Regions from separate parts of the Homo sapiens genome. Here region 2 is linked to region 1. The links are chromatin loops, found by intact Hi-C in ENCODE. Cell type or tissue: GM12878. All regions are shown on one strand. Links, peaks and the distances in the headings refer to the core of each region. The heading gives the core; the rest is flanking DNA.

What was found. Peaks named below come from ENCODE experiments on the same cell type or tissue, not always from the same donor. Only the 100,000 strongest peaks of a DNase experiment are listed, where the experiment ranks them.
Region 2: a loop joins it to region 1, with 8 times the contacts of the local background. A loop is called at or near these places in 1 of 110 quality-filtered maps.

Annotation. Positions count from the first base shown.
Region 1 is chr6:135,000,969-135,003,790 of GRCh38, forward strand. It overlaps HBS1L (HBS1 like translational GTPase), which reads right to left. Exons shown (of 18, transcript NM_006620.4): 5 at 1,766-1,874. Among named protein-coding and RNA genes, the nearest start is that of MIR3662, 23 kb to the left of the region's middle. In GM12878, for the core only: a CTCF peak has its summit at 1,469 (motif pointing left); a DNase peak (open chromatin) is centred at 2,173; H3K27ac peaks cover 1,613 bases.
Region 2 is chr6:135,161,382-135,164,203 of GRCh38, forward strand. No RefSeq gene overlaps it. Among named protein-coding and RNA genes, the nearest start is that of MYB, 19 kb to the right of the region's middle. RefSeq lists an enhancer at 1,985-2,054. In GM12878, for the core only: a CTCF peak has its summit at 1,487; a DNase peak (open chromatin) is centred at 2,134; H3K4me3 peaks cover 503 bases; H3K27ac peaks cover 2,500 bases.

The sequences.
Region 1 (2,822 bases), core at 219-2,718:
ATAGTACAACTTGGTTGGCCTTGAGCACTATTAAGCATTTCTGAGTATTTCGATCTATAACTACAGACCTTTCACATTCTAATGACTTCTCCCATAGAGCCACATCAAAATGTTGCCTCATGGGTGGATTTTTTACCTTTATGTTATTTGCAAGTTTATTTTTAAAATAATACATATTTCCCCAAGGATTCTGAGCAATAAATATTTAATAACTATTCTGTAAAAGGAATACAGTGATGAACATTAACAGTCCCTGGCCTCACAAAGAATATAGTCATAAAATTCTGAAAGGCCTGCATTGTACTTACAGAGTTTTCAAAAATTATGCACATTATTTATTGATACATTTATTACCCATTATCTTTATAATTATTCATTTAGATACCTATGCATTTACTTCTAATATAATACATTAATTTGGGTTCATTTGCATGTTAAGACTTCTGAAAAATCTTTTGTACTAAGATTATAAAATCCTTAGAACAATAAATTGTGTATTCTATTTATTTCCCCCCTCTCTCTCTCTCTGTATGTAAAAATCCCATAATAGAATTAAATGGTACTCAAGAATAAGGACAAAAAGGGCAATTATAATTCTGACAACTCAATCCCAATTCAGAAGGAAAAAAGGCATACACGAAGCTTTTTGAGACTGAATCAGAATTCTAAATTATTTTAACAGGCTAAAGTTACTCATGATAAAAATTAACTTTTTCATTCATCCAATCATTCAATTAATGTACACTGAATGCCTACTATGTCCTAGATAAGGAGTCCTTTCCTTCACTGACTTTGAAATCTAGTGAATAAAGTCTTGTTTCTATAAAATCCAAAAATTGAACTAGGTGATAAACATTCTTCCCAACCAAAACTCATAATACCTCACTAGTTTAGACAAAAGAATATTGTAAGGAAAAAAAAAATAAATAAGGTTCCTGGGTTTATATTTTTAAAAAAATATAACTTGGGAAAAGAGGAAAAAAAAGGAAAAAAAGTATATATATATAAAAATCTATTGTTTATAGTAAAAACCTATTGTTTATATTTGATAACAGCGTTTATCATTTTGGCAGACAAAATACATATAATTTATAAGTAACAATTGAAAATTCTGAAAAATTTTAGAGTTTAAAAATTAATGGCTTTAAAGCAACTCACTTCCCTTGTCTATAAAAACTCCTGGAAGGATTCTAGAGACTTTGATAAGAACAAACAAGTGCTACCAAGGTATGGTTTATTTCCATTTTTCACTACATATTTGAAATTCTACATATGTTTCATATCATATGTCTTTGCTACAATGGTCCAATTTACGTCTTTGCTACAATGGTCCAATTTATTCAATATGAAAATCCAAAAGAGTTTAAAAATATTTTAGTTATTAAAAAATTTAATTAATGATTCCATGATTCGGGGACTCACTCCAAAATCTGGTTACCTCTGCCACCTAGTGGTATAAGAATTCCCTATCTCACAGTGCTAGGTTTCACAAAATCATAGGGTTTTTTATGTTAAAGTAGCTATAAAATATTTATGTAAGAAAACTGGCAGTGAGGTAGAGTAAGTAATACACACAAGATAAGGCCAGAATCAAGCCTAATTTCTCATTTTGTCTCTTTGTACTATGTTATACTGAGGATATATGATACTTCAGTGCTAATGATATATTATGCGAAATTGAAACAGTCTCTTTCTTACAGAAGCAACAGTGATTTCAAAAACTTGGGGGTGGGGGTGGGGATGAGGGAGGTACTCAAAGTCTTACCCAGGCACTTCAAATCCCATAGTTTGCTTCTTTCCAGATACAGTCATTTTAGCAACTTTTGGCACAATTTCAGATTCACTTCGCGATGTCTGGGAATCTACTGGTTTTCCTAGTTAAGGAGTAAAATATAAAAGGCCAATTAATTTCTTTAGTAATATAAAGAAATCTATTACATAGTATTTTAAATTATAGATTATGATAACTTTCACAGAATTAATGTCTTTATAAACACATTATCTCTAAAAAAATTTAGTAAGATATTAATGCTGAAAGAAATTCTGTCACTTTAATCTAGGAAATCCCCTATTGTCAGGACTCTCCTATGCTTAACCTCCACCAAATCTCTTCCTAATTTTGAACTGACTGTTAAGTTTCAGTATTAAGAGGTCACAAGGTAGTTTCTGCACTGAGCCTTGTTCTGACATTATACCTAGACCCTATACCTCCCTTTCCTACCACACCCTTTCACAATACTAAAATTGTTTGGTCAGTTAGCAGATGGCTAAACTATTTTTAATCCTGCGAGGTTTATGAACTGATGAACAAGTTGAGAGTCTGAATTGTGCTGGAATATAGTATATATTTTACTTGCACACAACACTAGACTTACTAAAATACTGATATCTATAAAGAATCTAGGGAAAGAGGTTAATGTAGAAAAACTGAATTAAGAACATGGGGGAATTAGTCAGGCATGGTGACATGTGCCTATAGTCCCAGCTACTCGAGAGGCTAAGGTGAGAGAATGGCTTGAGCCCAGGAGTTTAAGCTTGTAGTGAGCTATGATAACGCCACTGCACTTCAGCCTGGGTGACAAAGCAAGACTCCATCTCTTAAAAAAAAAAAAAAAAAGGCCAGGCACGGTGGCTCATGCCTGTAATCCCAGCACTTTGGGAAGCCAAGGAAGGTGGATCACGAGGTCAGGAGTTCGAGACCAGCCTGACCAACACAGTGAAACCCCTCTCTACTGAAAATACAAAAATAAGCTGGTCATGGTGGTGCACGCTTGTAATCCCAGCTACTCAGAAGGCTGAGGCAGGAGAACTGCTTGAACCCA
Region 2 (2,822 bases), core at 123-2,622, 160 kb after region 1:
AAAATCAATGAGATTAGAAATGAAAGGCTTCTTGCAGGAAGTAAACCTAAGAGGGGCTCAAAAACTGGTAAAATCCAGTAAAAAGGAAGACAAAAAGGAAATAAATACATGGATTTAGAAGTGTGTTCACAGGACAGTCAAGAGTCTGGCCTGACCAACAGAGAGGTCTCATGCTGTGGGATAGCAGGACAGAAAGTAGGGCAGGTAAAAGACAGAAAAATTAGGCAGAGCATGAATGTGCAAAACGATGAGTCATTGATTTAAGCAAACTGGAATTAAAATTTGACCCTATCCTCTACATAAGGCTGATATTTCTTTTGGCTCAGTTGGATTTCCTTAGGTCTTCTTCCACAAGAAGCACCAAGATATGGATCTAGTAGTCTGCAAAAGTAAAGGAAGTTAGAGGGCGTGCCTGATGTCAGCCAATGGAAACACACCAGCTGATTAAGGAGGGGCATTATTTCACTTAAAAAGGGGCTCTTGCTTCTCTCTAAGGACTCAAAGGCTGATCAATTCAATGAGAAAGACAACATTGAAAGGACTTGAGTGGTGGGTAACCAGAACTAGAACTCCACAGGAGAACATCAATTGTAGTCTTTACAAATATGTGTTTAACTACAGAAAGAGTGCTTAAAGGACAGTCCAAAGAAACATCTTTGTGTATGAGTGTGAAGGAAACAGAAGATATCAGTTAAAGAAAGGACAAGAAAGGAAATGAAAAAGAGGTGTGAGATTTGTCAACCTTTTCCCTAAGCGCCCTTTCCAGTTCTCAGTGAGTGCAATATAATAACTACCCAACATGACAAAAAAACTCATCATGAAACTTCAGCCAGTGGCAAAGCAGAATGAGCAATTTCATAGAACACAACCAACAACTGACATGAGGTCTGCAACAGAACTACAAAAGGAAGACAAGTTAACTGTTAAACCTCCAACAGTTATGTTCTGCTGGGTTAGGAACAACAAAATTTAGAGGCCACATAGTCTTACATTTTATCCCAAGATGTAAATGTTTTCCTTCTATAAGCTTGCTTAGAAATTGAACACACCAAACTATAGAAGATTTTTTCCTGTAATTTGTTGTGCATTATCAGCTATTTACGTAATTACTCTAATTAAGCTAGTTACAGCAGTTCCTGTAAATATGTGAAAGATCACTGAAACATGTAATTATGTCCTTATATCATTAATTAAACTGTATCAGCTGGGAAAATTACTATAACTATGTCTGGAGGTGTCATTAGTCTGTGTAATGGAGACATAGAATTCTTTATTGAACTATAATAAAGTGTTCTGCATTAATAATACATTTAAAACACCACTTGTGATTTTTTAAAGTTCCAGATCTCAGCATAAAAGAAATATGTATCTTTTACTCCACAATGATTTGAAAAACGGACGCAGGTTTTAGGCTTTTTTTATTACCAACTTGGGTAGAAGGCAAGTTGACAAGTGGGCCCAGTTCCCTAGTGGCCATTCTTGGCATTGCAGCAGGAGCGGCAGCATCAAGCCCTGGGCTCTTCCTCCTGGAAGAGGCTCAGCCAAAGCTCATGCTGGGAGAACTTCCCTGCTTCCCATGCTGAACCCGCCCCAACTGTTCCCTCCTAGGTTCTCATGCACCCACGAACCAACCTCTTTTCTCATCGTTTATATGTAAATAGATGTCCGAATGCCCCTAGCCAAAATATTAGATTAATAATAGTAAGAAAAGGAGTAGAAAAACTTCAAAGTAGTACATTTTTTAAAATAGAATTTCAGGCTGGGCATGGCGGCTCACGCTGGTAATCCCAGATACTCAGGAGGCTGAGGTGGGAAGATTACTTGAGCCCAGGAGGTCGAGGCTGCAGACAGTCATGATTACACCACTGTACTCCAGCTTGGGTGACAAAATGAGATGCTGTCTCAAAAAAAAAAAAAAAAAAAAAAAAAGAAAGAAAGAAATTTAGACATCATGAATATGATAAGTGCAGCTGAGAATCCAGTCTTTCATGCCTTCAAATCAGTCAGTTTCTGTCTCCTTCTGAGGCTGGCCCTGCAGTCAGCACTTGGAGATACCTCAAGCCTTATACCAGGAGGCAGCACCCTGATTCAGTCAAGAAAAAACGCAGATCGCTCTGCCAGGGGATGGCATACCGTGGCCACAGACACTCTTATTGGTTCAAAGGATGCTCAATATGAAGAAAAAGGTGCCTAGGACTGAAAAGATGAGGGGATCCCCAGAACTTCAGAAAGACACACAGGAAACCCCCTCCTTCAGAAAATAACAAACAGAGAAAGCTTTCAGTTCTTCAAGTGCAAAAAATAAAAGCTTATGACTAGAATTCTGATTCTCTTTAGTTTAATGTGTATTTCTGGGGAGAGGAAAAGATTAACGTTCTTATACCAAAATCTTACACAAGGTTTCATCTTTTTTTGGAAATCAACAACTACATTTTAAAAGCAAATTCTTTGAACTAGAAGTTTCTGACTTTTAGCAGAAAACTACACGATTTAATTTTTAATAATTATAAAATACAATACTTAGATTTGTCTCCAATCTTTGTATGTAGCAAATAACATACTTGACTATGGTTCCATCAAATTCACATTTATGGATGAAATAGTTGTTTAGAACTAGATTTAAATTAGTTGAACTTCTTTCAGCTTCATTCTGTAAGGCAGAATTAGGTTGATTCTACAAAATGGCACATAATAAGACACGAGTGACTCCTCACTTTTTGGGTCCAACAGTAACTTCATGAATCTAATGACTGCTATGGAAACTCTCGCCTTTAAAAAACGAAAACTTGAATATATTCATTGTATTTTACATAAAATTTTGT